Regions from separate parts of the Homo sapiens genome. Here region 1 is linked to region 2. Evidence: read pairs that join two places in POLR2A ChIA-PET (ENCODE). Cell type or tissue: PC-9. All regions are shown on one strand. Links, peaks and the distances in the headings refer to the core of each region. The heading gives the core; the rest is flanking DNA. Region 1 holds the start of NANOGNB (NANOG neighbor homeobox). Region 2 holds the start of SLC2A14 (solute carrier family 2 member 14).

Evidence for each region. ChIA-PET counts read pairs that join two places held together with the same protein. Peaks named below come from ENCODE experiments on the same cell type or tissue, not always from the same donor. Only the 100,000 strongest peaks of a DNase experiment are listed, where the experiment ranks them.
Region 1: POLR2A ChIA-PET joins it to region 2 with 7 read pairs; 2 of 35 experiments call an interaction of 5 or more read pairs at or near these places.

Annotation. Positions count from the first base shown.
Region 1 is chr12:7,758,283-7,773,658 of GRCh38, forward strand. NANOGNB (NANOG neighbor homeobox) reads left to right here and starts at 6,934. Exons shown (of 4, transcript NM_001145465.1): 1 at 6,934-7,105; 2 at 11,701-12,033; 3 at 12,157-12,236. The coding sequence starts at 7,004. RefSeq lists enhancers at 8,045-8,644, 8,645-9,244 and a silencer at 14,014-14,181. In PC-9, for the core only: no CTCF peak of the experiment used is centred there; no DNase peak of the experiment used is centred there.
Region 2 is chr12:7,861,348-7,876,723 of GRCh38, forward strand. It overlaps SLC2A14 (solute carrier family 2 member 14), which reads right to left and starts at 11,568. Exons shown (of 11, transcript NM_001286234.2): 1 at 11,460-11,568; 2 at 8,516-8,590. The coding sequence starts at 8,533. It also overlaps the pseudogene LOC100130582. RefSeq lists enhancers at 1-36, 2,282-2,783, 11,083-11,763 and a silencer at 1,393-1,593. In PC-9, for the core only: no CTCF peak of the experiment used is centred there; a DNase peak (open chromatin) is centred at 8,044.

The DNA of each region.
Region 1 (15,376 bases), core at 2,596-10,595, 100 kb before region 2:
AGAGAAGCTAAGCATAAAAACAGACACTTTTTTCCTGAGTTTTTCGATCTTCATCTCTGAAGATTCCTTTGTCAAGTAAAACTTGGATTAGATAAATTTGTTATGCTTTTCTCTTGTTAATCTGCCTTTTGTTATTGGAGTGTCCTCCTGACTCTTACTATCAGGAGGAAAGGGATCACACCCTCTCCGCCCCTACACAGACATGCAAATTTTTGAGCCCCGCGTGTGAATTACTGAATCAGAAATTCTGGGGTGGGACCCAGGAACCTCATTTCAACAAGCCTTCCTGGGGATTATTATGCATGCTGAACTCTGAGAGCCACTGGCAGGGAGGGGGAAGGGGAAAGGCGGGTAGAATGCTTTCCAGAGGATATAGGGTTTTGCCATTTCAATAATTCCTATGGTTGTTCCTCTCCAATAGAATAGCTGTAAAGAGCTTCCTAAGAAGAAAAATGTACTAGAAAATCACTGTGCCACCTCCTTTTTGTGTCTACCCTTTAATCAGGTCATTGTTAAGCAGATTTGTCAAATTATTCAAAGCAGGTTTGAATAAATGTGTTGTACAGAGACTTCAGGGGGTTTATTTATCTGCGTTTTGGCAGGATTTCCCCTGTGGCTGGAAAGATTCAGATGCGCCTTCTTTCTTTCTTTCTTTTTTTTAGGCAGTCTCGCTCTGTCACCCAGACTGGAGTGCAGTGGCGCAATCTTGGCTCACTGCAACCTCCGCCTCCCGTGTTCAAGCAATTCTCCTGGCCCAGCCTTCCTAGTAGCTGGGATTACAAGTGCACGCCACAACACACAATGCCCGGCTAATTTTTGTATTTTTCGTAGAGACAGGGTTTCACCATGTTGGCCAGGCTGGTCTCGAACTCCTGACCTCAGGTGTTCTGCCCACCTCGACCTCCCAAAGTGCTGGGATTACAGGCGTGAGCCACCGCGCCCGGCCCCCAGATGCGCCTTCTTTCATCGCTTACCTGTACTGTTGTTCTTTTTCACTTTGGAAATGTAAAACCATCTATTAAGTATAGTTAATAGATGGTTATTATTCTCAAACAGCTAGGTAGATCAGAACAGAAATACCACACATGATTCTCAAATCCTCCAGGACAATCCTTCTCATTTCCCTGGATGACATCTTTCTTACTTTTGAGATTTGTAATCAGACAGGCTTTCTTCCTCTCCTGGCTCTGCCACTTAACTAAGCTGTGATCTACAAGTTACTGCCCTGCTCTAAACTTCAGCTTCGCAGTTGGTTCCATAGCTCAGGGGTTAGAGCACTGGTCTTGTAAACTTCAGCTTCCTCATTTATAAAATGAGGACTTGAATAATTTCTATCTCATAGGATTAGTTTAAGCGTTAGAGAATATTTATTTTTATTTATTTATTTTTTGAGACGGAGTTTCGCTCTTATTGCCCAGGCTGGAGTGCAATGGTGTGATCTCGGCTCACTGCAACCTCCACTTCCCAGGTTCAAGTGATTCTCCTGCCTCCCACTCCTGAGCAGCTGGGATTATAGGCGTGCGCCACCATGCCTAGTATTTTTAGTAGAGATGGGGCTTAGTAGAGATGGGGTTTCACCATGTTCGTCAGGCTGGCCTTGAACTCCTGACCTCAGATGATCTGCCTACCTGGGCCTCCCAAAGTGCTGGGATTACAGGCGTGAGGCACCGTGCCCGGCCGACAGGGTCTGATTTCTAGAAAATCCAAATCCTGAAAACACACTGACACCCACCCCCCACATCACACACACACACACACACACACACACACACAAACTAAGGTCCCTTGCAATCTCAATCACTATCCCTGCAAAATTCAGACTCGCAAGAATGAAAGCCACACTCCATTTTCTCCATTTGTTTGTAAGGTTGGTTCTGCACAGACAGATGAAACTACTTCACCCTGCAGAACTGCTCTATTTTCAGTGCATTTTATTTACCTGGATCCTAAGGACCACTGTCTTCACCGGATTAGTCACCTCTGGGTCAGGTCCTTCTTCCATTTGAGATTTGAAACCAAACAGCTTTGTTCCTTTTTAGTTTTTGCCACTTTCTAAGCTGTGTACCTAAGACATGTCACTTACCCTCTCAAAGTGTCAGCTGGTTTATACACAAAACGGGGGAATATGTGATGTAGCTATCATCATAGGCCTGAAATGTCCATTTCAGTTCTTACTAGTCTAAGCCTTCTCTAGCCTCTGCTCCATATTCTCTGCCAAGGGTTAAATCTCTATTTTCTTTTTTTTTCTTTTTGAGATGGAGTCTCACTCTGTCGCCCAGGCTGGAGTACAGTGGCGCGATCTCGGCTCACTGCAAGCTCTGCCTCCCAGATTTACACCATTCTCCTGCCTCAGCCTCCCAAGTAGCTGGGACTACAGACACCCACCACCACGCTCGGCTAATTTTTTGTATTTTTAGTGGAGACGGGGTTTCACCGTGTTAGCCAGGATGGTTTCAAACTTCTGACCTCGTGATCCGCCCATCTCGGCCTCCCAAAGTGCTGGGATTACAGGCGTGAGCCACCACACCTGCCCAAATCTCTATTTTCATAAGATGCATCTGCAAGGGAATAAAATACTCATCAGAGCCTAATTGCTTTTGGATAAGGTGAACTTGGAAGGGTTAGAACAGGAGCATATTATTCTCTGTCGATAACTGTCCCTTTAACCTGTTCTGTTGACTTGCCTTGCCCTGACCCCAGAGGAAATCTCAAGCAGATCCCAGAGCCTTTCCAGTCTCTCTTGCTTCCTAACAAATAATTACCTTTATTTAGGTATTTAAAAATCCATTCTCAGCCGGGCACAGTGGCTAATGCCTGTAATCCCAGCACTTTGGGAGGCCGAGGCAGGAGGATCTCTCTCTCTCTTTTTTGGGGGGACGGGGGGCGGGAATGGAGCTTCCCTCTTGTTGCCCAGGCTGTAGTGCAGTGGCGCGATCTCAGCTCACTGCAACCTCTGCCTCCCAGGTTCAAGCCATTCTCCTGCCTCAGTCTCCCAAGTAGCTGGGATTACAGGCATGAGCCACCAAGCCAGGTCTCTGTTTCTTTTTTTTTTTTTTTTCTTTTTATTTGAGACGGAGTCTCACTCTGTCGCCCAGGCTGGGGCACAGTGGCGCGATCGAGGCTCACTGCAAGCTCCACCTCCTGAGTTCACGCCATTCTCCTGCCTCAGCCTCCCCAGTAGCTGGGACTACAGGCGCCTGCCACCATGCCTGGCTAATTTTTTTGTATTTTTAGTAGAGACGGGATTTCACCATGTTACCCAGCCTGGTCTCGAACTCCTAATCTCAGGTGATCCACCCACCTCAGCCTCCCAAAGTGCTAGGATTACAGGTGTGAGCCACCGAGCCCAGATTTCTCTGTTGCTTTTTTTTTTTTTTTTAGAGAGGGAGTCTCGCTTTGCCGCCCAGGCTGGAGTGCAGTGGCATGATCTCGGCTCACTGCAAGCTCCGCCTCCCAGGTTCACGCCATTCTCCTGCCTCAGCCTCCCGAGTAGCTTGGACTACAGGCACCCACCACCACGCCCGGCTAATTTTTTGTATTTTTTAGTAGAGACGGGGTTTCACCGTGTTAGCCAGGATGGTCTCGATCTCCTGACCTTGTGATCTGCCCACCTCGGCCTCCCAAAGTGCTGGGATTACAGGCGTAAGCCACCGCGCCCGGCTTTTTTTTTTTTTTTTTTTGTATTTTTTAGTAGAGACTGGGTTTCACCGTGTTAGCCAGGATGGTCTTGATCTCCTGACCTCATGATCCACCCGCCTCGGCCTCCCAAAGTGCTGGCATTACATGCATGAGCCACCATGCCCAGCCCTTTTTTTTTTTTTTTTAAGACAGAGTCTTGCTCTGTCGCCCAGGCTGGAGTGCAGTGGCCGGATCTTGGCTAATTGCAACCTCCACCTCCCAGGTACCAGCAATTCTCCTGACTCAGCCTCCTGAGTAGCTGGGACTACAGTTGCGTGCCACCACACCCAACTAATTTTTTTTTTTTGGAGATGTACTCTTGCTCTGTCACCCAGGCTGGAGTACAGTGGCACAATCTTGGCTTACTGTAATCTCTGCCTCCCAGGTTCAAGAGATTCTCCTTCCTCAGCTCCTAAGTAGCTGGGATTACAGGCATGCGACACCACACTCTGCTAATTTTTTTGTGTTTTTAATAGAGACGGGGTTTCACCATGTTTGTCAGGCTGGTCTCGAACTCCTGACCTGATGATCCACCTGCCTCGGCCTCCCAAAGTGCTGAAATTACAGGCGTGAGCCACTGTGCCCAGCCTAATTTTCGTATTTTTTAGTAAAGACAGGGTTTCACCATGTTGGCCAGGCTGGTCTTGAACTCCTGACCTCGTCATCTACCTGCCTCGGCCTCTGAAAGTGCTGGGATTACAGGCGTGAGCCACCGCACCCGGCCTTCTCTGTTGCTTTTGAAGATCTCTTCCCTATGAGTGCCTATTCCCCGAATTTGCTTTTTGGGAACTTATCTCTTACAGCTGGCCTGTGGAACTCCCTCCTCAGCCCCCAGCTTCTGATGTCCGTGTTCCTTTCAAGAGGAGCTGCTAGGATGGAAGACCTGTAAGGCCATAGGCAGCAACTCTAATGTGCCCAGGACAGCTCAAAAGCAGCCCCTATCAAATGTTTACTCCCCTAGCTTACCTGCATCTGAGGGGACTACCAGCGACCATGACGAACAGAGACCTCCTGTCCACATTTAGCCACCGTGGACAGCTCCTGATTGCCTCTCACTTTTCAACATTGTCATGCTTGAGTCAGGTGTCGGATCCTGGGTATCCCCAAACACAAAAGTCAAACTTTGAGTGATTTTTTTTTTTTTTTTTTTTGAGACAGAGTCTTGCTCTGTCACCCAGGCTGGAGTGCTGTCGCGTGATCTCAGCTCACTGCAACCTTCACCTCCTAGATTCAAGCAATTCTCTTGCCTTAGCCTCTGGAGTAGCTGGGATTACGGGGTGTGCCACCACGCCAAGCTAATTTTTGTATTTTTAGTAGAGATGTGATTCCACCATGTTGGCCAGGCTGGTCTCGAACTCCAGACCTCAAATGATCCGCCTGCCTCAGCCTCCCAAAGTGCTGGGATTACAAGCATGAGCCACCGCACTCGGTCTTCAGTGATTCTTTAAAATTCTCTTCTCTGCCGGGCGCGGTGGCTCACGCCTGTAATCCCAGCACTTTCGGAGGCTGAGGCAGACGGATCACGAGGTCAGGAGATTGAGACCATCCTGGCTAACATGGTGAAACCCCGTCTCTACTAAAACTACAAAAAATTATTAGCCGGGCGTGGTGGCGGGCGCCTGTAGTTCCAGCTACTTGGGAGGATGAGGCAGGAGAATGGTGTGAACCCGGGAGGCGGAGCTTGCAGTGAGCCAAGATCATGCCACTGCACTCCAGCCTGGGTGACAGAGCAAGACTCCGTCTCAAAAATAAATAAATAAATAAATGAAATGAAATAAAATAAAATAAAATTCTCTTCTCTTAGCTGAGATTAACGAAGTGGTTAACAAGTGGTTAACAAGTGGTTTCTTCTACCAGAGTGTGAGGCTGGTTGTGTGACCAGGTAAGAGTATAGTCGGAGGCCAGGCACGATGGTTCATGCCTATGATCCCAGTACTTTGGGAGGCCAAGGCAGGCAGATCGCTTGAGGTCAGGAATTCCAAACCAGCCTGGCCAACATGGAGAAACCCTCATCTCTCCTAAAAATACAAAAAATTAGCTGGGCATAGTGGCACTTGGTTGTAATCCCAGCTACTTGGAGCTGAGGTAGGAGAATCACTTGAAACTGGGAGGTGGAGGTTGCAGTGAGCCGAGATCACACAAGTGCACTCCAGCCTGGTGACAGAGTAAGACTCTGTCTCAAAAATAAATAAATAAATAAATAAATAAATAAATAAATAAATAAATAAAATGGGCTGGGCAGCGGTGGCTCACACCTGTAATCCCAGCACTTTGGGAGGCCAAGGCAGGAAGATCACCTCATGTCAGGAATTCGAGGCCAGCCTGGCCAACATGGTGAAACCCTGTCTCCACTAAAAATACAAAAATTACCCGGGCGTGGTGGCAGGTGCCTGTAATCCCAGCTACTCGGGAAGCTGAGGCAGGAGAATCGCTTGAACCTGGGAGGCGGAGGTTGCAGTGAGCCAAGATTGCACCATTGCACTCCAGCCTGGGGGACAAGAAAGGAGACTTCGTCTCAAAAATTAAAATAATAATAATAATAATAATAATAATAATAATAATAATAATGGAATCAGGGGTCTCACCGTGATGCCCAAGCTGTTCTTGAACTCCTGAGCTCAAACAATTCTTCTGCCTTGGCCTTCCAAAATACTAGGATTACAGATGTGAGACACCTCACCCGACCAAGTAGCATTTTCATAAAATATTTATGTATTTATTTATTTTTAACATGGAGTCTCACTGTCTGTCCCCGAATGGAGTGCAGTGGCAGTATCTTGGCTCACTGCAACCTCTGCCTCTTAGGTTCAAGCGATTCTCCTGCCTCAGCCTCCAAGTAGCTGGGATCACAAGCACGTACTTCTACACAAGCTAAGTTTTGTATTTTTAGTAGAGATGGAGTTTTACCATGTTGGTCAGGCTGGTCTTGAACTTCTGATCTTAAATGATCTGCCCGCCTTGACCTCCCAAAGTGCTAGGATTACAGGCATGAGCCACCACGCCCAGCCCTACATTTTTTTTTTCCTGTCTCTCCACTGTATTTTGGAAAGCATTTTCTTATCAGTATATCTCACTATTTGGGACACTCTGCAACATGTAAATTGAACATTTTTCATATGGCTATTTGAAAAGTTTTTTTTCTTCATGGCTCCAAAAATAGATGTCAGGAAATGTGTTCTTTTTGTGGAATTCCTTTTGTGAATTGCCACTGGGTGCTCATATTTGTGGCCCACTGACATCCAAAAGATGGATGACATCTACCTTATCTGGTCGGTCATCTCTGTAACCTCCCTACCAAGGACTAATTGGTCTTTAAAACTCCTCAATGCACCGGGCGCGGTGGCTCACGCCTGTAATCCCAGCACTTTGGGAGGCCGAGGCGGGCAGATCACGAGGTCAGGAAATCGAGACCATCTTGGCTAACAAGGTAAAACCCCGTTTCTACTAAAAATACAAAAAATTAGCTGGGCGTGGTGGCGGGCGCCTGTAGTCCTAGCTACTCTGGAGGCTGAGGCGGGAGAATGGCGTGAACCCGGGAGGCGGAGCTTGCAGTGAGCCGAGATCGCGCCACTGCACTCCAGCCTGGGCGACAGAGTGAGACTCCGTCTCAAAAAAAAAAAAAAAAAAAAGAAGTGGCAGTTGTCTGGATATATTTTAAAGAAAGAAAAGCAAGACTTTCTGACAGATTGAGTTGAGCTATGAGAAAGGGAAGAAGTGAAAGACAGCACCAAGCTTTTTGACTCAAACCACTGGGCAGATGGAGTTGGCTTTACTAAGATAGAGAGGCCTGAGTGGGTCAGCGTTCAGTGAAGGGAGCCATAAACTGAGTTTGGGAATTTTAAGTTCAATTCACATAACTTATTAGACATCCAAGCAGAGATATTGAATTGGGAGTTTGACATAGAAGACTGGAAATAAAAATTTGAAAATAATCTCCCTTTTGGGCAGTATTAAAAACCATGAGATTAGATGACCTGGATTAGAGCTACATGTAAAGGAGATAAGAGGTGAAGGGATTTAACCTTGAGTGTGATTGAAAAAGCACAGGGACAGAAATCAGTAGGGGAAAGAGGAGCAACAAAGAAAGCTTTGAAAGAGCAGCCATTGACTTGAGGAAGCCCCAGGAAAGGATGGTGTTCAGGAAGTGGGAGAATAAACTCTTTCAATGTGGAGAGAGATCCCGATACTTCAGAAGCCCCTGATCATTCAAGTAAGTAAGATGGGGACAGGCCAGGCACAGTGGCTCACACCTCAAATCCCAGCACTTTGGGAGGCCAAGCGGGGCAGATCGCTTGAGCTCAGGAGTTGAAGACCATCCTGGCCAAGATGATGAAACCCCCCATCTCCACCAAAAATACAACAATTAGCCGGGCTTGGTGAGGCACGCCTGTAGTCCCAGCTACTCAGGAGGCTGAGGCAAGAGAATCCTTCGAGCCCAGAAGGCAGAGGTTGTGGTGAGCTGAGATCCAGCCACTGCACTCCAGTCTGGGCTTCAGAGTGAGACTCCGTCTCAACAAAACAAAACAGCAAACAAACAAAACAAAACAAACCCACTATCTCACCACCACGATACCCTTAAAAGAAAATGGGGATGGGAAATTGGCCATTTGATTTCTTTTCTTTTGTTTTTGTTTCTTGAGTCACAGTCTTGTTCTGTTGCCCAGGCTGGAGTGGCACAATCTCAACTAACTGCGACCTCCCCCTCCCGGGGTTCAAAAGACATGTCCGATTAGTTTTTTGTATTTTTAATAGAGACGGGGTTTCACCATGTTGGCCAGGCTGGTCCTGAACTCCTGACCTCAAGTGGTCCACCCACTTCGGCCTCCCAAAGTGCTGCGATTACAGGAGTGACCCTCCACGCCTGGCCTTTGTTTTGTTGTTGTTTGTTTGTTTGTTTTGAGACTGAGTTTTGCTCTGTTGCCCAGGCTGGAGCACAGTGGGGCGATCTCAGCTCACTGCAATCTTTGCCTCCCGGGTTCAAGCGATTCTCCTGCCTCAACTTCTCAAGTAGCTGGGACTACAGGCGTGCGCCACCAAGCCTAGCTAATTTTTGTATTTTTAGTAGAGACAGGGTTTCACCATGTTGGCCAAGCTGGTCTCAAACTCCTGGCCTCAGGTGATCTGCCTGCCTTGGCTTCCCAAAATGCTGGGATTACAGGCGGGAACCACCGTGCCTGGCAGCCATTTTACTTTTTTTGCAATGTCAGGGTCATTAATGTCTGACTCTGAAGAGGAATGTGTGGAAGTGGATGTGAAAGCCTGATTGGAGAATATTCAAGAGAGAATGAGGGGAGAAAAATCACCAACAGGCAAAGAACACATACAGAGAACTCTTTAAAATTTTCTTACACTTTATCACATTCTGTAAAAGAAATTGAGAAGAGGAGTGGTAGCAATAGAAGGATGTGGGTTACAAGAGGGTTTTTTTTTTTTTTTTCTAACAAAAGAAAACTTGTGGCCTGGTGTGGTGGCTCACGCCTGTAATCCCAGCACTTTGGAATGCCAAGGCGGACAGATCACTGAAGCTGACGATTTCGAGACCAACAACAGCACAGTTAGCTGCCATCCCACCTCACCCACTGCCGTCTCTTAAAAATAAATACATTATTTTTTTAAAAGAAAATGTATACCAATTAGCAGACACTCCGAATTTTATCCCACCCTCATCTCTGATAATCACTAATTTACTTTCTGTCTCTATAGGTTTGCCTATGCTGGACATTTCATATAAACAGAATCATACAATATATGACTTTTTGTATTTCAACTTTCACTTAACTTGCTTTCCTTTTTCCTCTTTTTTTTTTTTTTTTTCCGGTGTGGCAGGGTCTTGCTCTGTCACCCAGGTGGGAGTGCAGTGTCATGATCAGGACTCACTGCAGCCTTGACCTCCTGGACTCAAGTGATCCTCTCACCTCATTTTTTTATTTTTTGCGGAGAGGAGACCTCACTCTGTTGCCCAGGCTGGTTTTGAACTCCTGGGCTCAAGCAGTCCTCTCGCCTCGGCCTCCCAAAGTGCTGGGATTACAGGCGTGAGTCACCACATCCAGCCCCCGCTTAGCTTGTTTTCAATATTCATCCATGTTGAGCATGAATCAGTATTTTATTTCCTTTTGTGGCTAAATAATAGTCTATTGTATAGATATAATACATTTTGTTTAAAGGGGCAATTGCTGGGTCATATGGTAACTTTAAATTTTAGAGAAACGGTCTTTTTCTGCCTCTATTGAGATGATTGCATGTTTTTTTCCTTTATTCTATTCATATGATGTATTACATTGATTTTCCTATTTTGAACTAATCACATATTTCTAGAATAAATCCTACTTGGTTATGGTGCATAATCGTTTTACTGTGTTGCTGGATTTAGGATTGCTAGCATTTTGTTGAAGTTTTTGCCTCCATATTCATAATGGACATTAATCTATAGTTTTTTAGGGGTGATATCTGTCTGGTTTGAGTATCAGTGTGATGGTCTTTAATGTGGCAACTTGGGTAGGCTATAGACCCCAGTTATTCAATCAAACACTAGGTGCCACTGGCATATTTCTTTTCTTTCTTTCTTTTTTTTTTTTGAGAGGGATTCTCGCTCTGTCATCCAGGCTGCAGTCCAGTGGCACGATGTCAGCTGGCAGGATGTCAGCTCACTGCAAGCTCCGCCTCCCTGGTTCTTGCCATTCTCCTGCCTCAGCCTCCGGAGTAGCTGGGACTACAGGCACCCGCCGCCATGCCCCGCTAATTTTTTGTATTTTTAGTAGAGACCGGGTTTCACTGTGTTAGCCAGGATGGTCTCAATCTCCTGACCTCGTGATCTGCCCGCCTCAGCCTCCCAAAGTGCTGGGATTACAGGCGTGAGCCACCGCGCCCGGCCGGCATATTTCTTTTCTTTTGAGACAGAGTCTTGCTCTGTCACCCAGGCTGGAGTGCAGTGGCTGGGCTGGGATTATAGGCATGAGCCACCACGCCGGGCCTTGTTACTGGCATTTTTAGATGTAATTAAAATCCATATTAATCGTCTTCAAGTAAAAGGGATTATAATCTGAGAAAGCCTAATCCAATCAGTTAAGGCTTTAAGAGGAAATTCTGCCTAGGGAGAGCAGCTCCATCGCACACTGAAGGGTTCCAGCCATCCTTTCGGACTTGCCAAGACAGTTCCAAGATTGCGTAAGACAATTCCCTGCAATGAATTTCTTCTTATTTTTATTTTTATTTTTTTTGAGACAGAGTCTGGCCCTGTTGCCCAGGCTAGAGTGCAATGGTGCGATATCGGCTTACTGCAACCTCCACCCACCGGGTTCAAGCAATTCTCCTGCCTCAGCCTCCCAAGTAGCTGGGATTATATGTGCCTGCCACCATGCCTGGCAAATTTTTTTTTTTTTTTGAGATGCAGTCTCACTCTGTTGCCAGGCTGGAGTGCAGTGGTGCAACCTCAGCCCACTGCAACCTCTGCCTCCTGGGTTCAAGCAATTTTCCTGCCTCAGCCTCCCAAGTAGCTGGAACTACAGGTGCATGCCACCACACCCAGCTAATTTTTGTATTTTTAGTAGAGATGGGGTTTCACCATATTGGCCAGGCTTGTCTCGATCTCCTGACCTTAGGTGATCCACCCACCTCGGCCTCCCAAAGTGCTGGGATTACAGGCGTGAGCCACCACCTCCCGGGTTAAAGTGATCCTCCTGCCTCAGCCTCCCGAGTAGCATGGGGCTACGGGCACGTGCCACCATGCCCGGCTAATGTTTGTATTTTTAGTAGAGACGGGGTTTCACCATGTTAGCCAAGATGGTCTCAATCTCTGGACCTCATGATCTGCCCGCCTCAGCCTCCGAAAGTGCTGGGATTACAGGCATGAGCCACCGTGCCCAGCCTCAAGTTCACTTTTTCTTTGCTCTATGTTTTCCACCAATGTACAACATTGCTAATTTAGAAAAATCAAATATATTCTCCCAGGGAAGATTGTTGACTATGCTCTGAAAGTCAAATTTAGCTGCAGCTTGATTTTATTCCACGGATCTTTTTATACAGAAACAATCAGCTATGCCTTGGGATCAAGATCCAGAACAATCAACTGGAAATTACAGTGAAGATGAACAAAATGGAAAGCAGAAATGGAGAGAAGAAGGAGAAGCAGGCAGAAAGAGAGAACGAGAAAAAGAAGAAAAAAACGAAAAGGAGCTGCAAGATGAACAGGAAAACAAAAGGAAAAGGGAAAATGAGAAACAGAAACAGTATCCCGAGAAAAGATTAGTCAGCAAATCCCTCATGCATACTCTCTGGGCAAAGTTTAAGTTAAACAGGTGCCCCACTATACAAGAGAGTCTATCACTGTCATTTGAATTTGACATGACACATAAACAGGTATGACAACATTAATAGACATTTCTTCATTGATAGACAAAGTCACTTGTATAGTACTATTGCTATATAGACCAATATCCTTATTCCTGTATTAATCACCTCCCACACCTCATTTTTTTGTAGATAAGTCAATGGTTTTGTAAAACGAGGAAGAAATATAATAAAGAAATGTCCAAGAGAAAGCATAAGAAAAAACATATGAGGTAAGAAAGTGTTTCTTGTAAAATAAAAGGAAGTAGAAGGAATATATTGACTTCCGGAGTTGGTTTGTGTTTCCATCATTATTGGGTATGCCCATAAACTTTTTTTTTTTTGAGACGGAGTTTCGCTCTTGTTACCCAGGCTGGAGTGCAATGGCGCCATCTCGGCTCACCGCACCCTCCGCCTCCCAGGTTCAAGCCATTCTCCTGCCTCAGCCTCCCAAGTAGCTGGGATTACAGGCATGCGCCACCACGCCCAGCTAATTTTGTATTTTTAGTGGAGACGGGGTTTCTCCATGTTGGTTAGGCTGATCTCGAACTCCCAACCTCAGGTGATCCACCAGCCTGGGCCTTCCAAAGTGCTGGGATTACAGGCGTGAACCACCACACCCGGTGCCCATAAACTTTTTAATGTTCCAGCCAGTGGCAGAAAAACCACTTACTGTGTATTTTTCACTCTACTCAAAACACCACACAGGCACACACTCACATATGCATGCCACCATTTAACATGTAATCATATTACCAAATGTACAAATACAGACATTAGCTTTTTATTGATTGCAGTACAGAATTGATAATTTTGTCCTGTTTGTTCCTTTGATGCTAAATATATCTGATGATTGTTGTTCCTCTCTAGTTAGTGGCAAAAGCTCATGTGATTTTTGGAAGGAATTAAGGACAGTATCAACAGCTTTTTTGTTTGTTTGTTTGCTTGTTTTTGAGACGGAGTCTTGCGCTCTCGCCCAGGCTGGAGTGCAGTGGCGCGATCTCGGCTCACTGCAAGCTCCGCCTCCCGGGTTCACACCATTCTCCTGCCTCAGCCTCCTGAGTAGCTGGGACTACAGGCACCCACCACCACGCCCGGCTAATTTTTGTATTTTTAGTAGAGACGGGGTTTCACTGTGTTAGCCAGGATGGTCTCGATCTCCTGACCTTGTGATCCGCCTGCCTCGGCCTCCGAAAGTGCTGGGATTACAGGCGTGAGCCACCGCGCCCAGCCAATATCAACAGTTTTAACAGCACTAGACCGTATATAGAATTTTAATGTATTATTTATGTATATTTATTTAGAAATGTTTAAATATTATCTCACTTGATCATTGTTTTTTGTTTGTTTTGTGAGACAGAGTCTCACTCTGTCACCCAGGCTGGAGTGCAATGGCGTGATCTCTGCTCACTGCAACCTCTACCTCCTGGGTTCAAGCGATTCTCCTGCCTCAGCCTCCCGAGTAGCCGGGGTTACAGGCACGCGCCACTATGCCCAGCTAATTTTTGTATTTTTAGTAAAGACCGGATTTCACCATGTTGGCCAGGCTGGTCTCAAACTCCTAATCTCAGATGGTCCGCCCGCCTCGGCCTCCCAAAGTGCTGGGATTCTAGGTGTGAACCTCCACGCCTGGACTCACTTGATCATTAAGCAAAATATGGTGCACCCGGTTATCAATCCCAGGAGAGCAGAACAATGAACACTGGTTACCAACACCGAGGGAATGACTCCCACCACATGGAGGATTGCAAAGATCATCACTGTGCCAACCGACAAGAATAGAACTCCAAATGTCTCCACTCAATGCACCTCAGTATCAGAGTTGTGCAAAACAATGCAGTCAAGCCATGGGTGGAGCAATGCTTTACTTACAGAGCAAGATCAGCTTCCTGGCAGCCAGTGCAGGGAAATTGGCTATGCGTACCCCTCTGGCACATTGGGCTTGCCACAGGGAAAGATAGTCTCACAGAAGACAATAAGCCAGCACAGGTTACATGGGCTCTTTTTTTTTCGAGACAGTCTCACTCTGTCGCCCAGGCTGGAGTGCAGTGGCACAATCTCGGCTCACTGCAAGCTCTGTCTCCCAGGTTCATGCCATTCTTCTGCCCCAGCCTCCTGAGTAGCTGGGACTACAGGTGCCCGCCACCACGCCCAGCTAAGTTTTGTATTTTTAGTAGAGATGGGGGTTTCACCATGTTAGCCAGGATGGTCTCGATCTCCTGACCTCTTGGTCTGCCCACCTCAGCCTCCCAAAGTGCTGAGATTACAGGCGTGAGCCACCGCACCCGGCCTTTTTTTTTTTTTTTTTTTTAATTTGAGACAGAGTCTTGCTCTGTTGCCCAGGCTGGAGTACAGTGGCCCAATCTTGGCTTACTGCAACCTCCACCTCCCAGGTTCAAGCAGTTCTCGTGCATTAGCCTCCCTAGTAGCTGGGACTACAGATGTGTACCACCACACCCAGCTAATTTTTGTATTTTTAGTATACATTAAGTTTCACTATGTTGGCCAGACTGGTCTCGAACTCCTGGCCTCAAGTGATCTGCTTGCCTCCCAGAGTGCTGGGATTACAGGCATGAGCCACTGCACCCATCTGGGCTCTTTTACCTCTTGGTAAGGAAGTATTCCAGGCCCAGGATCTATTCTTATGCGGCCAAGTGGGGATTAAAAGAGTTACATGCATGAGACTGCATTTCCCAGCAATCATTACTCTAAATTATAAATGAGGAAGCGTATATTTTCAGTTATAACTCGAGACATAGTCTAGGCTCTATCAATTTGTTTCACATGTAGTGTTGTTTACTCTTAGTGTCCTCTATTAAAATCCAACTGTGATAGTTTTTTTTTTTTTTTTTCAAAGATGGGGGTCTCACTATGCTGCCCACGCTGGTCTCAAACTCCCAGGTTACAGTGATCCTCCCACCTCAGCCTCCCGAGTAGCTGGGATTGCAGGTGTACCTTACCATGCCCAGCTGGTGTGATGGTGTTTCTAATGTTCTTGCACCATTTCTGCCTCCATAACTTTCTTACCACTTTGAAATTTTAAAATGTATTTTAGAAAGATTACTTTGGCCTTCAATGAAAATTGTTTTCCAGATTTAACATATTTTGATGTGTATATTAAATATATAGACAGCGGCTGGGTGCGTGGCTCATGCCTGTAATCCCAGCACTTTGGGAGGCCAAGGCAGGTGGATCACCTGAGGTCAGGAGTTTGGGACCAGCCTGACTAACATGGTGAAACTCCATCTCTACTAAAAATACAAAAAAAAAAAAAAAAAAAAAAAAAAAAAAAAAGCCAGGCTTGGTGGCAGGTGCCTGTAATCCCAGCTACTCGGGAGGCTGAGGCAGGAGAATTGCTTGACCTGGGAGATGG
Region 2 (15,376 bases), core at 4,190-12,189:
GTTTAAGTAGCTTCCAGGGATTAATTTCTGCTGTCTATTATCTGGTATACATGCTTTCAGTACCACTGCTAGCTTTTCCATTGCTTTTGTGCAAATTAGGCAAAGGTGCCCTTTTGGGAAAAAGCAGGTTTTCTAGGAACGGTACTCTTGTGTAAAGAAAAAATGTGCCCCTTCCTCTGGATGAGGAGGAGAGCCTGGCCAGTGGATTGCAGGCTGTATTTCAGCCTCTACTTATCCCACAAAACCGCACAACTAAGTTTCAGCCCTTCACTTGTCCCGAAAACCATACAAACCATACATAAAAGCTTTGTAAACTTTAACTGAAAAAAAACAGGCCATGCGCGGAGGCTCACCCTTGTAATCCCAGCACTTTGAGGGGCTGAGGCAGCAGATCTCCTGAGGTCAGGAATTCCAGACCAGCCTGGCCAACATGGTGAATCCCCATCTATACTAAAAATACAAAAATTAGCCAGGTATGGTGGCGCACACCTGCAATCCCACCTACTCGGGAGGCTGACGCAGGAGAAATGCTGGAACCCGGGAGGCAGAGGTTGCAATGAGCTGAGATTACGCCACTGCACTCCAGCCTGGGCGACAGAGCGAGACTCCATTTCAAAAAAAAAAAAACAAAAACAAAGGCCAGTGTGGTGACTCAGGTCTGCAATCCCAGCACTTTGGGAGGCCAAGTCAGGTGGATCACGAGGTGAGGAGTTTGAGACCAGCTTGACCAACATGGTGAAACCCCGTCTCTACTAAAAATACAAAAATTATCTGGGCATGGTCGCGCATGCCTGTAATCCCAGCTACTCAGGTGGCTGAGGCAGCAGAATTGCTTGAACCCAGGAGGCGGAGGTTGCAGTGAGCCGAGATCACGCCACTGCACTCCAGCCTGGGCTACAGAGCCAGACTTGTCTCTCAAAAAAAAAAAAAAAAAAAAAAAAGAAGACACCAAACTGCATGCGGTGGCACATGTCTGTAATACCAGCACTTTGGAAGGCCGAGACAGGGTCCCCCAGCAGTGCCAGCCCACCGGCGCTGCGCTCGATTTCTCGCCGGGCCTTAGCTGCCTTCCCACGGGGCAGGGCTCGGGACCTGCAGCCCGCCATGCCTGAGCCTTCCCACCCCCTCTGTGGCCTCCTGTGCGGACGAGCCTCCCCGACGAATGCCGCCCCCTGCTCCACGGCGCCCAGTCCCATCGACCACCCAAGAGCTAAGGAATGCGAGCACATGGCGCGGGACTGGCAGGCAGCTCCACCTGCAGCACCGGTGCGTGATCCACTAGGTGAAGCCAGCTGGGCTCCTGAGTCTGGTGGGCACTTGGAGAACCTTTATGTCTAGCTCAGGGATTGTAAATACACCAATCGGCACTCTGTATCTAGCTCAAGGTTTGTAAATACACCAGTCAGCACCCTGTGTTTAGCTCAAGGTTTGTGAGTGCACCAATTGACACTCTTTATCTAGCTGCTCTGGTGGGGCCTTGGAGAATCTGTGTGTGGAAACTCTGTATCTAACTAATCTGATGGGCACGTGGAGAACATTTGTATCTGGCTCAGGGATTGTAAACGCACCAATCAGCCCCCTGACAAAACAGGCCACTCGGCTCTACCAATCAGCAGGATGTGGGTGGGGCCAGATAAGAGAATAAAAGCAGGCTGCCCAAGCCCGCATTGGCAACCAGCTTGGGTGTCCTTTCAAACTGTTGAAGCTTTGTTGTTTCACTCTTTGCAATAAATCTTGCTACTGCTCACTTTTTATGTCCACGTTGCTTTTATGAGCTGTAACTCTCACCGCAAAGGTCTGCAGCTTCATTTTTGAGCCCAGCGAGACTACGAGGCCACCGGAAGGAACGAACGACTCCTGACGCGCTGCCTTAAGAGCTGCGACACTCACGGCGGAAGTCTGCAGCTTCACTCCTGAGCCAGCAAGACCACGAACCCACCAGAAGGAAAACACTCCGAACGCATCTGAACATCAGAAGGGAGGGACTCCAGACGCACCACTTTAAGGGCTGTAACACTCACTGCGAGGGTGTGCGGCTTCATTCTTGAAGTCAGTGAGACCAAGAACCCACCAATTCCAGACACATGGCCACCATTGTGAAACTCCATCTCTATTAAAAATACAAAAAAATTAGCTGGGTGTGCTGGTGCATGCCTGTAGTCCCAGCTACCTGGGAGGCTGAGGCAGGAGAATGAACCCAGGACACAGAGGTTGCAGTGAGCTGAGATTGTGCCACTGCACTCCCGCCTGGGTGACAGAGTGACTCCATCTTAAAAAAAAATAAAAAATAAACCTTGGAATACGGACATAGCTCATTCAATTCATTGACATATAAACTAAATGACAAACATACTGTTTATGGAGAAACCTGTGAGCCACATCTTTTGGCTTTGGAAGCCAAAAGCCTAACTTCCTTTTATTTCAGATGAAAACTTATCTCCCTATATCAACCATCTTCCTTTTTTTTCTTTTTTTCTTTTTTTTTTTTGAGACGGAGTCTCACTGTTGCCCAGGCTGGGGTGCAGTGGCATGATCTTGGCTCACTGCAACCTCCACCACCCGGGTTCAAGCGATTCTCCCGCGTCAGCCTCCCGAGTAGCTGGCACTACAGGCATGTGCCACCATGCCTGGCTAATTTTTTGTGTTTTTTAGTAGAGCCAGGGTTTCACTGTGGTAGCCAGGATGGTCTTGATCTCCTAACCTCGTGATCTGCACGCCTCGGCCTCACAAAGTGCTGGGATTACAGGTGTCAGCCCCCGCGCCCGGCCACCACATTGTTTTGATTACAGCTTACTGCTGAATTTTGAGAGTGCTTTACATTCTCTAGAAACAAATCCTTTGGGATATGTGGTTTGCAAATATCTTCTCTGAATGTAGCCTATCTTTTCACCATATACATGGGGCCTTTTGCAGAGCAAAAGCTTTTCATTTTGATAAGCCCAAATTTATCAATTTTTCCTCTTGTGGTTTGAGCTTTTAACGTCTTTTGTTGTTGTTGTTATTGTTGTTTGAGATGGAGTCTCGCTCTGTCGCCCAGGCTGAGTGCAGTGGTGCAATCTCAGCTCACTGCAACCTCCGCCTCCCGGATTGAAGCCATTCTCCTGCCTCAGCCTTCCAACTAGCTGGGACTGCAGGTGCGCACCACCATGCCTGGCTAATTTTTTGTATTTTTAGTAGAGACGGGGTTTCACCATGTTAGCCAGGATGGTCTCGATCTCCGGACCTCATCATCCGCCGGCCTCGGCCTCCCAAAGTGTTGGGATTACAGGCGTGAGCCACCGTGCCCGGCTGAGCTTTTACTGTTAAGTCTCTTTTACTATAACACAGGCATGCTCACTTGTTTATGTAATGAACGTGGCTGCTTAAATGCTATGACGTTGGAACTGAGTAGCTGTAGTGGTGACTGAGCCGCTATGGCCCACAAAGCCTCTATCTGCACAAAAAGAGTCAGCCGACCCAGGCTCTAATCAGATAAGCCTCCATACTCTTAGGGTATTTTCATATGCCTTTCCCTCTATCTGAAACACTCTTTCTTCAGATCTCCTCATGGCCGGCTCTTTATGTCACTCTGGTTTCTGCTCAAATTTACCGTAAAGAGGCCTTCCCTGACCACACTACAGGTATATCTCGCTTTATTGCATTTTGCTCCTATTGCGCTTTTTTACAAATTGAAGGTTTGTGGCAATCCTATGTTAAGCAAGTCTATTGGCCTCATTTTTCCAACAGCATGAGCTCACTTTGAGTCTCTGTGCCACATTCTGGTAATTCTTGTAATATTTCAAACATTTCGTTATTATTATATCTGTTATAGTGATCTGTGATCAGTGATCTTTGATATTACTATTGTCATTGTTTTGGCATGAACCATACCTATATAAGACAATGAATATACAAAAATTAGCCAGGCAGGCTGGGCACGGTGGCTCCCACCTGTAATCCCAGCACTTTGGGAGGCCAAGGTGGGCGGATCACGAGGTCAGGAGATCGAGACCATCCTGGCTAACATGGTGGAACCCCATCTCTACTAAAAACACAAAATATTCGCCGGGCGTGGTGGCACATGCCTGTAGTCCCAGCTACTCGGGAGGCTGAAGCAGGAGAATCTCTTGAACCTGGGAGGCGGAGGTTACAGTGAGCCGAGATCGTGCCACTGCACTCCAGCCTGGGCGGCAGAGTGAGACTCTGTCTCAAAAAAAAAAATGAAAATAAAAATAAAAAAAGACAATAAATCTAATTAATAAATACTGTATGCATTCTGACTGCTCCACTAACTGGCCATTCCCCATTTCTCTCTCCTTCTCTCTCTTCTCAGGCCTCCCTATTTCCTGAGACAATAATATTGAAAATTAGGCCAATTAAAAACCCTAAATGGCATCTAAGAATTCAAGTGAAAGAGTCAAACATATCTCACTTTAAATCAAAAGCTAGAAATGATTAAGATTAGTGATAAAGGCATGTCAAAAGCCAAGAGAAGCCAAAAGCAAGGCCTGTTGCACCAAACAGTTAGCCAAGCTATAAATACCAAGGAAAAGTTCTTGAGGAAAATTAAAAGTGCTACTCCAGTGAACACACTGAAAGTGTGACAGGGGCCGGGCATGGTAGCTCACGCCTGTAATCCCAACACTTTGGGAGGCCGAGGCGGGTGGATCATCTGAGGTCAGGAGTTCGAGACCATCCTGGCCAACATGGCAAAACCCTGTCTCTACCAAAAATACAAAAATTAGCCAGGCATGGTGGCGTGCGCTTGTACCCAGCTAATCCCAGCTACCCAGGAGGCTGTGGCAGGAGAATCGCTGGAACCCAGTGGGCAGAGGCTGCAGTGAGCTGAGATTGCACCACTGCACTCCAGCCTGGGTGACAGACCAAGACTCTGTCTCAAAAAAAAAAAAAAAAAAGAAAAGAAAGTGAAACAGATGTATTGCTGATATGGAGAAAGTTTTAGTGGTCTAGATAGACCACTAAACATTTTCTTAAGCCAAAGCCTAATCCAGAGCAAGGCCCTAACTTTCTTTAATTTTTTCTTTTTACTTTGAGATGGAGTCTTGCTCTGTCGCCTAGGCTGGAGTGAGTGCAGTGGCATGATCTCAGCTCACTGCAACCTCCACCTCCTGGGTTCAAGCTATTGTCCTGCCTCAGCCTCCCAAGTAGCTGGAACTATAGGCGCCTGCCACCACGCCCAGCTAATTTTTATATTTTTTAGTAGAGACAGGGTTTCACTATGTTGGCCAGGCTGATCTAGAAATCCTGGCCTCAGGTGATCCACCCGCCTCAGCCTCCCAAAGTGCTGGGATTACAGGCATAAGCTACTGGGCCCAGCCAACTTTCTTTCATTTTATGAAGGCTGAGAAAGGTGAGGAAGCTGTAGAAGAAATGTTAGAAGGTAGCAGAAGTTGGTTCATGAGGTTTAAGGAAAGAAGCTGTCCCTATAACTTAAAAGTACAAGGTAGGTGAAGCAGCAAGTGCTGATACAGAAGCTACAACTAGTTATCCAGATTTAGCTAAGATAATTGATAAAAGTGGCAACACTATACAACAGATTTTCAGTGTAGATGAAAAAGCCTTACATTGGAGGAAGATGCCATCTAGGACTTTCATGGTTTTTTTTTTTTTTGAGACAGAGTTTCACTTTTGTCGCCCATGCTGGAGTGCAATTGCTCAATCTCGGCTCACGCCTGTAATCCCAGCACTTTGGGAGGCCGAGGCGGGTGGATCACAAGGTCAGGAGATTGAGACCATCCTGGCTAACACGGTGAAACCCCGTCTCTACTAAAAACACAAAAAATTAGCCGGGCGTGGTGGCGGGGGCCTGTAGCCCCAGCTACTCTGGAGGCTGAGGCAGGAGAATGGCTTGAACCCAGGAGGCGGAGCTTGCAGTGAGCGGAGATCTCGTGCCACTGCACTCCAGCCTGGGCGACAGAGGGAGACTCCGTCTCAAAAAAAAAAAAAAAAAAAACAAAAAAAACATTCGTGATTCATGGGAGGAGGTCAAAATGTCAACATTAACAGAACTTTGGAAGAAGTTGATTCCAACCATCATGGATGACTTTGATGGGTTCAAGACTTAAGTGGAGGAAGTAACTGTAGATGTGGTAGAAATAGCAAGAGAACTAGAATTAGAAGTGGAACCCGAAGATGAGACTGAATTGTTGCAATCTCATAAGAAAACTTGAATGGATGAGGAGGTGCTGCTTATGCATAAGCAAAGAAAGTGGTTCTTGGCTGGGCTCAGTGGCTCACACCTGTAATCCCAGCACTTTGGGAGGCTGAGGCAGGCAGATCACAAGGTCAGGAGTTTGAGACCAGCCTGGCCAATATGGTGAAACCCCATCTCTACTAAAAATACAAAAATTAGCTGGGTGTGGTGGCGTGCGCCTGTAGTCCCAGCTACTCGGGAGGCTGAGGCAGAAGAATCACTTGAACCTGGGAGGTGGAGGTTGCAGTGAGCCGAGATCGTTCCACTGCACTCCAGACTGGGTGACAGAGTGAGACTCTGTCTCAAAAAAAAAAAAAAAAAGGAAGTGTTTCTAGACATGGAATCTACTCCTAGTAAACGTGTTGTGAATATTGTTGAAATGACAGCAAAGGATTTCAAATATTACGTAAATTTAGTTAATAAAGCAGTAACAAAGTGTGAGAGAACTGACTCGAATTATGAAAGAAGTTCTACTTGGCTAAAATGCTATCAAACAGCATCACATGCTACAGAGAACTCCTTCGTGAAAATAAGAGTCTATAATAGATGCAGCAAACTTCATTGTTGTCTTACTTAAATAAATTGCTACAGCCAACCCCAGCCTTTAGTAACCACAACCCTGATCAGTCGGCAGCCATCAATGCTGAGGCAAGACCCTCCAGAGGCAAAAAGATTATGACATGCTGAAGGCTCAGATGATTGTTAGCATTTTTTAGCAAGAAGGTATTTTTAAATTAAGGTATATACATTTTGTTTAGACACAATGCTATTGTACAGGAAATACACAACAGTATAATGTAACATAACTTTTATATGCACTGGGAAGCCAAAGTATTTCTGACTCACTTTATTGGATATTAGCTTTCTCTCAGCAGTCTGGAACCAAACCTGCACTATCTCTGAGGTATGCCTGTATTTAGAATAATCAAAATCCTCCCCGTCCATTCCACCATTTTCTATCCCTTTATCTTGCTTTATTTTTCTTCTTAGAATTTATCACTTCCTTCTCTATCAGGGTAGTCATAGGCACCAAGAGTGCCTGTAGTATAATAGCTACTCGAGAAATATTTCAGTGAATAAATGAGTCATGAAGAACTACTACATCTTCCCAGAAAAAAGCTACATATTAGCCTGTAACTTGTTTTGTTAGAGAAAAAATACTTGAATAAAAGAATATGTCTGGTCAGGCACAGTGGCTCGCTCATGGCTGTAATCCCAGCATTTTGGGAGGCCGAGGCAGGTGGATCACCAGAGATCAGGAGTTCAAGACCAGTCTGGCCAACATGGCGAAACCCTGTCTCTACAAAAATACAAAAAAATTATGCCGGGCTCGTTGGCTCAAGCCTGTAATCCCAGCACTTTGGGAGGCCGAGGCGGGCAGATCACCTGAGGTCGGGAGTTCAAGACCAGCCTGACCAACATGGAGAAACCCCATCTCTACTAAAAATACAAAATTAGCCGGGCATGGTGGCTCATGCCTGTAATCCCAGCTACTCGGGAGGCTGAGGCAGAAGAATCGTTTGAACCCAGGAGGCGGAGGTTGCGGTGAGCCGAGATCACACCATTGCGCTCTAGCCTGGGCAACAAGAGTGAAACTCCATCTCAAAAAAAAAAAAAACAGTGTTGACTAAGTATGCTCTGCTTCTCTAAGTGTCACATTAAAATGTTCAGAAAAAATCTGGGAGTTGGAGATGCAAAGCATTCAAGATGCGGGTAAGTTCCCAGAAAATAAGTTTAGTGAGTCTTTCCAGAGGTGAGCACATGTGGCAAATTAGGCATTACGTAACTTAACCACCAGATGCTGCCTATCCTACCCTCCAGCCCAATCCAAAGGCTCATATGTTGCTGAATACATTTTCTTGATCTTTATCACAGTATGCAAGTACAATGACTCAGTTACACTCTATAGTCTGCTCTAGAAAAAGTTATTATTACTGTGTACATTCATATATTACTCTATGTTACTCTTCACGCGTATATAGCCATGGTTCTTTCCAAGGAAATTCCCGCAAAACCAGTTGCATATGATTATTACGGAGGCCTGTTTGCAATTACAATGCTGATCATAAATATTTTATCATTCGTCTTGTTCTTGATAATATTAAAGCACAAAAGGCTGCAAATGGCAAAGAGTAATTGCTTATGAATAAAAAGATTTTGGGAATGTACCAAGTCTGTTGGCTGTAACAGTCTCTCCCACCACCACTTACGTATATTACACATTATCAAGACATGAAAAGTTTAGGAAGATGATAGGTACTGTGATTATCAACATAACTCTGACAAACCAATTTGATATCTGACATCAGTTTTAATACTCACATTCTGTCTGTTGTCCATCTCTCTGCTATCCTAGGAATTGACTCCCTCTCCAATTTCTCTTCAAGGTACTGCTTCCTGTAAATTGTAATTGTCTAGTTATTCATTTACTCCATCTACTTAAGCTCCTTGAGGGAAGAGGCTGTGATTTAGCCCCCTCGCCAATGGACACTCCAATAAATACTTCTGGAAGAAAAGTGAAAATTTATATAATTCTATTGATGTTTTAGATTAACTCAATTCTGGGATCCTCAACAAAGTTTATTCTACTCATTCAGTAGCCATTGAGAAGCATTTTTTCAAATAAGGGTTCTGGGGAGAGACAGCTGAAGGTAAGGTAAAAATGTCTCTCCTATATTTTGAGTTGTTTCTCTGTCACCAACTAGCAGTTTCCCCATCTGCAAAATGAGCAAGGATTGGATTAGGTAATCTTGCTGTCATAAAATTCTGTGATTTAATGTGGTTTACCTTGCCATATAAAATTTAAAACACTTAGAACAAGCCACCTCTCCTCATAGCATCACCTTAGCCTAAACTGCTTCAGTGAGCCACAGTGAAGTTGGAAGTCGTGATTCTGCTTAACCAGTTACCAAATGTGAGTCTGTTTCCTCCTCTACCAGCTCTGCTGACTTGGACTGATAGTTCTGAAGGTCTGCTGAGATACGTTATGTTGAACACCTGTGTTATTTCCTGAGTCTATTAGGAGGAGGAGAATTAGGACAGACTGTCCCTTCCACTATTCCACATCCTCCTTATTTCATTTTCATTTCTCTCTGCTACCTTCCCCACCCTGCGCCTCACTGTTTTTGTTCCTGTATCAGCTAGTTCTTATCTTCTAGGTCATTCACACTTGGAAAAAACAAATAAAGTCAAACCAAAAAAAACCTCAGAACTCTTTTAACTCAAATAAATATACTTTTCAAAAAAAGTAAAGTAGTATGGTCAGCCCAGCTCCAAGAACCCAGTGAAGCCCCCACCCACCTGAAGCCAAAATGTTCAGCAAGTGGACCAAAGCCAAGACCACCAAGAAGCGACCACAGCACAAGGGGCCACATCCAATGTCTTCGTGATGTTCGACCAGTTCCACATCCAGGAGTTTAAGGAGGCTTTCAACATGATTGACCAGAACCATGATGGCTTCAATGACAAGGGGGACAGCACGACAAGCTGGCTTCACCGCGGAAGAACCCCATGGATGAATACCTGCAGGGCATGATGAGCGAGGCCCCAGGGCCCATCAACTTCACCACTTCCCTCACCATGTTTGGGGAGAAGCTGAATGGAACAGACCCCCAGGATGTGATCCAAAACGCCTTCACCTGCTTCAACGAGGAATCCTCAGGTTTCATTCATGAGGACCACCTCCAGGAGCTGCTCACCACCATGGGTGACAGCTTCACAGATGAAGAAGTGGATGAGATGTACTGGGAGGCACCCATTGATAAAAAAAGACAAGTTCAACTAGGTGGAGTTCACCTGCATCCTCATACATGGCGCCAAGGGCAAAGATGACTAGGCCACCCCAGCCCTCGCGACACCCTGGCCCCCCCGCCAGTCATCTCCCCACCCCCGGCACACACTGGTCTGTACCAGCTCTCTGCCCACGACCTTCTCTCAGGGGATCCTCCCTTTGAGGGCTTCGGGTCCCAGCTCCCAGTGGAGAAATCACGCCAAGAGAAGTGCAGTGCAGGACTGAGGCAGGTGTTCTCACTGTGACCCTAGGGCCCTGGGCTGGAGTCTCTGACCCCTCCAGGGAAAGACCGCCTTATGAAGAGATGGGCCTCCAGGACCTGGAGGTACTGAGAGAAAGCCCCCAAGACAGCCATTCCTGGGCTGCTCCCCAAGGAGGAAGGGAACCTGTGTGCCCCCAGGAGGAAGGGACCCTTAGTCCTGAGATCCAATACCATTTCACATGCATCCCCACCCAAACACAAGTTCACCAAAGTCCCCTCTCAGAGGACAGGACACTAGACTCCTCCCCTACACCCTGTTGAGACACCAGCGCACACCCACCCAGAGCAGCCACCCATCGTGGGAGTGTGCTCAAGAAGCCATCTGTCCCAGGGGAGGCAGAATCTCCAATAGAGGGCTGAGCATGGAAAAAAAACAAAAAAAAGAAAAAGAAAAAAAAAGTAAGGTACTATTTATTTATCTGTAAAATTAACTCAGATTAATTCTTCTTAAAAATCAATGGAAATTCTAAATTTAGTCTGTGTATTAAACTGGGACAAAACTAATAACAGTATTTTACCAAGGACACTTGGCCTTACTCCCCTTCTGTCACACTTCAGACATAAATCACTGAATGAATCCAGCACTGAATAAATGAATGATCCATAATTTCCTAAGACAATTCCAATTTTCATCTTGCACAAATCTACAAAGCTGATGCACCCGCACAGCACTTGAACTCCTGGTAGGTATCTTTCAAGGCCAAGGCAGTTCCTCCTCCCGAATCCAGTTCCCTCCGCCTGGATCATGCTCCCAAGGCTCCCTCATTTCATTCAGGTCTCCTGCCAAAAGACACTTCCTCACAAAGGCCTCTCAGACCGACCCCTTCCCCACTCCCAACTTCACAGTCCACTCCCCTAGCCCTACTACATTTTTATTCATGAAGATTTACGGCATTTTGTTACGTATCTATACATTTTCTTGTCTGTCTCTTCCCTAGAATATACAGTCCAGCAAGGCAAGGGCTGGGGTGGCTTCGTTTGCTGTGGGATCCCAGCACCTAGAGCGGAGCCCAGGACATAGTAGGTGCTCAGTAAATCACAAATCTCTTCTCCAAGGCTCCAAGGCTAGTTTCCCAGAGCCGCAGCTCTCTTCTTTCTTAGCCCGGCCCACCTCCGAGTAGCCGCCCACCTCTACTCTAGCTCGGCCACCTCTACCCCAGCTCAGGTCCTCATTCCCGCACCCCCCGGCCGCAGGGACGGCGCGGCGCACCCACCTCCCAGACCCCGCGACTGCGGTTGGGCCCCGCGGCTTCGCTCAACCACGCACCTCCCGGGCCGCTGCGCCCCCGCCGGCCCCGCCTGCAGCCGTTGGGACCCACTAACTGCCTCGAAAAGCCTAGGATTCGACTTTGAATGGTCCGTTAATGTGGTTACAAAACGTGACTCGGTTCATCGGGAGCCCTCCGTAAGCAAGACAAGCACCCACCTGCGGTCAGAGCAGGGGTCCGGCTCGCGGTCGGGGTTGTCCGGCCCCTCCCGGCTTCTCACCTGCGCACCGCACGGTCCAGCCCCGGCGGCTGCTGGGGATCCCTCCGAGCGCCCCCTCAGGCGTCTTCCTGCGACCGGGCGGGGGAACTCTTTACGGGGAAACAGTTTTGGGACCCACCACCCTTGGCGCCGCCGTTAGGAGGGTGTGAACGTATCTATTTTCAAAGATACCCGAGCCCCTCACCGCCTGCAGCAGGGAGATAGTGCCCGGGCTATCCCCGCGGGCGGGCCGGCTGGGCTGGGAAGGCCCAGGGCGAGATCCTGTAAAGAGTTATTTCGGGCCGCGCACGGTGGCTCACACCTGTAATCCTAGCACTTTTGGAGGCCGAGGAGAGCGGATAACTTGAGGTCAGGGGTTCGAGACCAGCCTGGCCAACATGGCGAAACCCAGTCTTTACTAAAAATAACAAAATTAGGGGGCTTGGCGGTGCGCTCCTATAGTCCCAACTGCTTGGGAGGCTGAGACAGGAGAATCGCTTGAACCCAGGAGGCGGAGGTTACAGTGAGCTGAACTCCGCCATTGCACTCCAGCCTGGGTAACAGCTCAAGATTCCGTCTCAAAAAACAAACAAACAAACAAACAAACAAACAAACAAACAAAACAGTTATTTCAGACTCAGGAGCTCTTTTTGGATGAAAAGCCCCGCGGTCGTTCTCTCCACCTCCTGGAAAAGACTCTCTAGGTTTTCGGCTTTGGAGTAATAAAGATCATCCCCTGCTGCCCCATTGGTGCCATCCAGGGTAAGGCCCCTGCAGACAGCACGAAGGTGTTTTGGAGAGATTGTTCTCCCCTAGCCCAAGCATAAGGCTTACCTTGGAATTACCTGGAGCCTTACCACGACAGCATGGCCTTCAGTACAGGGTTGACAAGTCAATAGCAAACAAGGGCCATTAAAAGGGTCTATACTGCACTTCTTAAATGAGGATATCTCAGTCAACAATAAACATGTCAAAAGGCATGCAACTGAATTGTTGATCAGGGAACTTCACATTAAAACTACATGAGATACCAATTCGTGCCCACTAGAATGACTAAAACAAAGATGGGAGTTGGGGTGTGGAGAAAAAAGGAAGTGAATGCCAAACCTGGGGAATGTGGAACATTCAGAACTCTCACACATTTGTTAATGGGGTACAAATTGATAAATTGTTTGGCAATATTTATTAGAACATATGGCTACCCCACGATCCAAGAATTCCACTCCTAGGTATACACTCAACAGAAATGTATACATATATTCACCAAAAAGTAGGTACTAAAATGTTCATCTCAGCCTGGCCTTTGCAATCAGTATTTTAAAAGTATATTTAGGCAGGATGCAGTGGCTCATGCCTGTAATCCCAGCACTTTGGGAGGCCGAGGCAGGTGGATCATGAGATCAAGAGTTCAAGACCAGCCTGGCCAACATGGTGAAACCCCGTCTCTACTGAAAAGACAAAAACTAGCCGGGCGTGGTGGCATGCGCCTGTAATCCCAGCTACTCCGGAGACTGAGGCAGGAAAATTGCTTGAACCCGGGAGGTGGAGGTTGCAGTGAGCCGAGATCACGCCACTGCACTCCAGCCTGGGCCAGAGAGCAAGATTCCATCTCAAAAAAATATATAAATATATATATAAATATATATAAATATGTATATAAATATATAAAAAATATATAAAAATATATATAAATATTTATATAACTATATAAACATATATAAATATATAAATATATAAATAATATATAAATACGTATTTATATATAAATTATATATAAATACGTATTTATATATAAATTATATATAAATACATATATAAATATATATTTATATAAAAATTATATATAAATACATATATAAATATATATTTATATATAATTTATATATAAATATATTTATATATAAATTATATATAAATATATTTATATATAAATTATATATAAATACATATATAAAAATTATATATAAATACATATATAAATATATATTTATATATAAATTATATATTAAATATTATATTTAATATTCTATTTAAATTTAAATATTTAAATATTATATTTAAATAGTTAAATATATTTAAATATTATATTTAAAATTAAATATATATATTTAATTATATATAATATATAAATATATTAAAATATATTTATATTTATATATTTATATATGTATTTTTATATATTTATATATATATATATAATTTCTTTGGGAGACCAAGGCAGGCAGATTACCTGAGGCTAGGAGTTCAAGGCCAGCCTGCCCAACATGGCAAAACCCCATCTCTACTAAAAATACAAAAATTAGCCGGGCATGGTGATGCACGCCTGCAATTCCAGCTACTTGGGAGAATGAGGCCTGAAAATTGCATGAATCCGGGAGGCAGAGGTTGCAGTCAGCCAAGATTGCACCACTGCACTCCAGCCTGTGTGACAGAGTGAGACTCCCTTTCAAAAAAAAAAAATTAAAAAAAATTATTGCTATGAATTGAATGTTTCTACCCCCTCAATATTAACATGTTGAAATCCTAAACCCCAGTGTGATGGTATTAGGGTATAGAGCCTTTGGAATGTGATTAGGTAATAAGAGTGGTGTCTCATCAATGAGATTAGTGTACTTATAAAAGAGACACCAGGGCCAGGCTCAGTGGCTCAAGCCTGTAATCCTAACACTTTGAAAGGCCGAAGCAGGTGGATTACCTGAGGTCAGGCGTTCAAGACCAGCCTGGCCAACATGGTGAAAGACCCCGTCTCTACTAAAAATACAAAAAATTAGCCGGGTGCAGTGGCGCATGCCTGTAATCCCAGGTACTCTGGAGGCTGAGGCAGGAGATTCTCTTGAACCCAGGAGGTGGAGGTTGCAGTGAGCTGAGATCGTGCCACTACACTCCAGCCTGGGCTACAGAACAAGACTTCGTCCCAGAAAAAAAAAAGAGACACCAAGCTGGGTGCGGTGGCTTATGTCTGTAATCCTAGCACTTCGGGAGGCCGAGGTGGGCAGATCACTTGAGGTCAGGAGTTTGAGACCTGCCTGGCCAGCATTGTGAAACCCATCTCTACTAAAAATACAAAAAAAATTAGCCAGGCATGCTGGCACATGCCTGTAGTCCCAGCTACCTGGGAGGTGGAGGCAGGAGAATGGCTTGAACCTGGGAGGCAGAGGTTGCAGTGAGTCGAGATCGCGCCATTGCACTCCAGCCTGGGTGACAGAGCAAAACTCCATCTCAAAAAAAAAAAAAAAAAAAAAAAAGAGAGACAACAGGGAGCTCTCTCCTGGATTTCTCCTTGTGAGGACGCAGCAAGAGTACAGTCACCTGTGAACCTGGAAGCATGCCCTCCCCAGACAGTGAATTTGCTGGGGCCTTGATCTTGGACTTCCCAGCCACCCAAATCAAGTGTTGGTGCTGAAGTGGAGAAAAGAGAAAGTGTTTACATTGGTGGAAATGTAAATTGGTGCAGCCATTATGGAAAGCAGTATGGAAGATTCCTCAAAAAATTAAAACAGAACTACCCTATGATCCAGCAATTCCACTTCTGGGTATATATCCAAAGGAAATGAAACCAGCACCTTGTAAAAATAACTGCATCCCATATTCATTGCAGCATTATTCACAATAGCCAAGATATGGAAACAATCTAAACGTCTGTGGAGAGATGAATAGTAGCTTA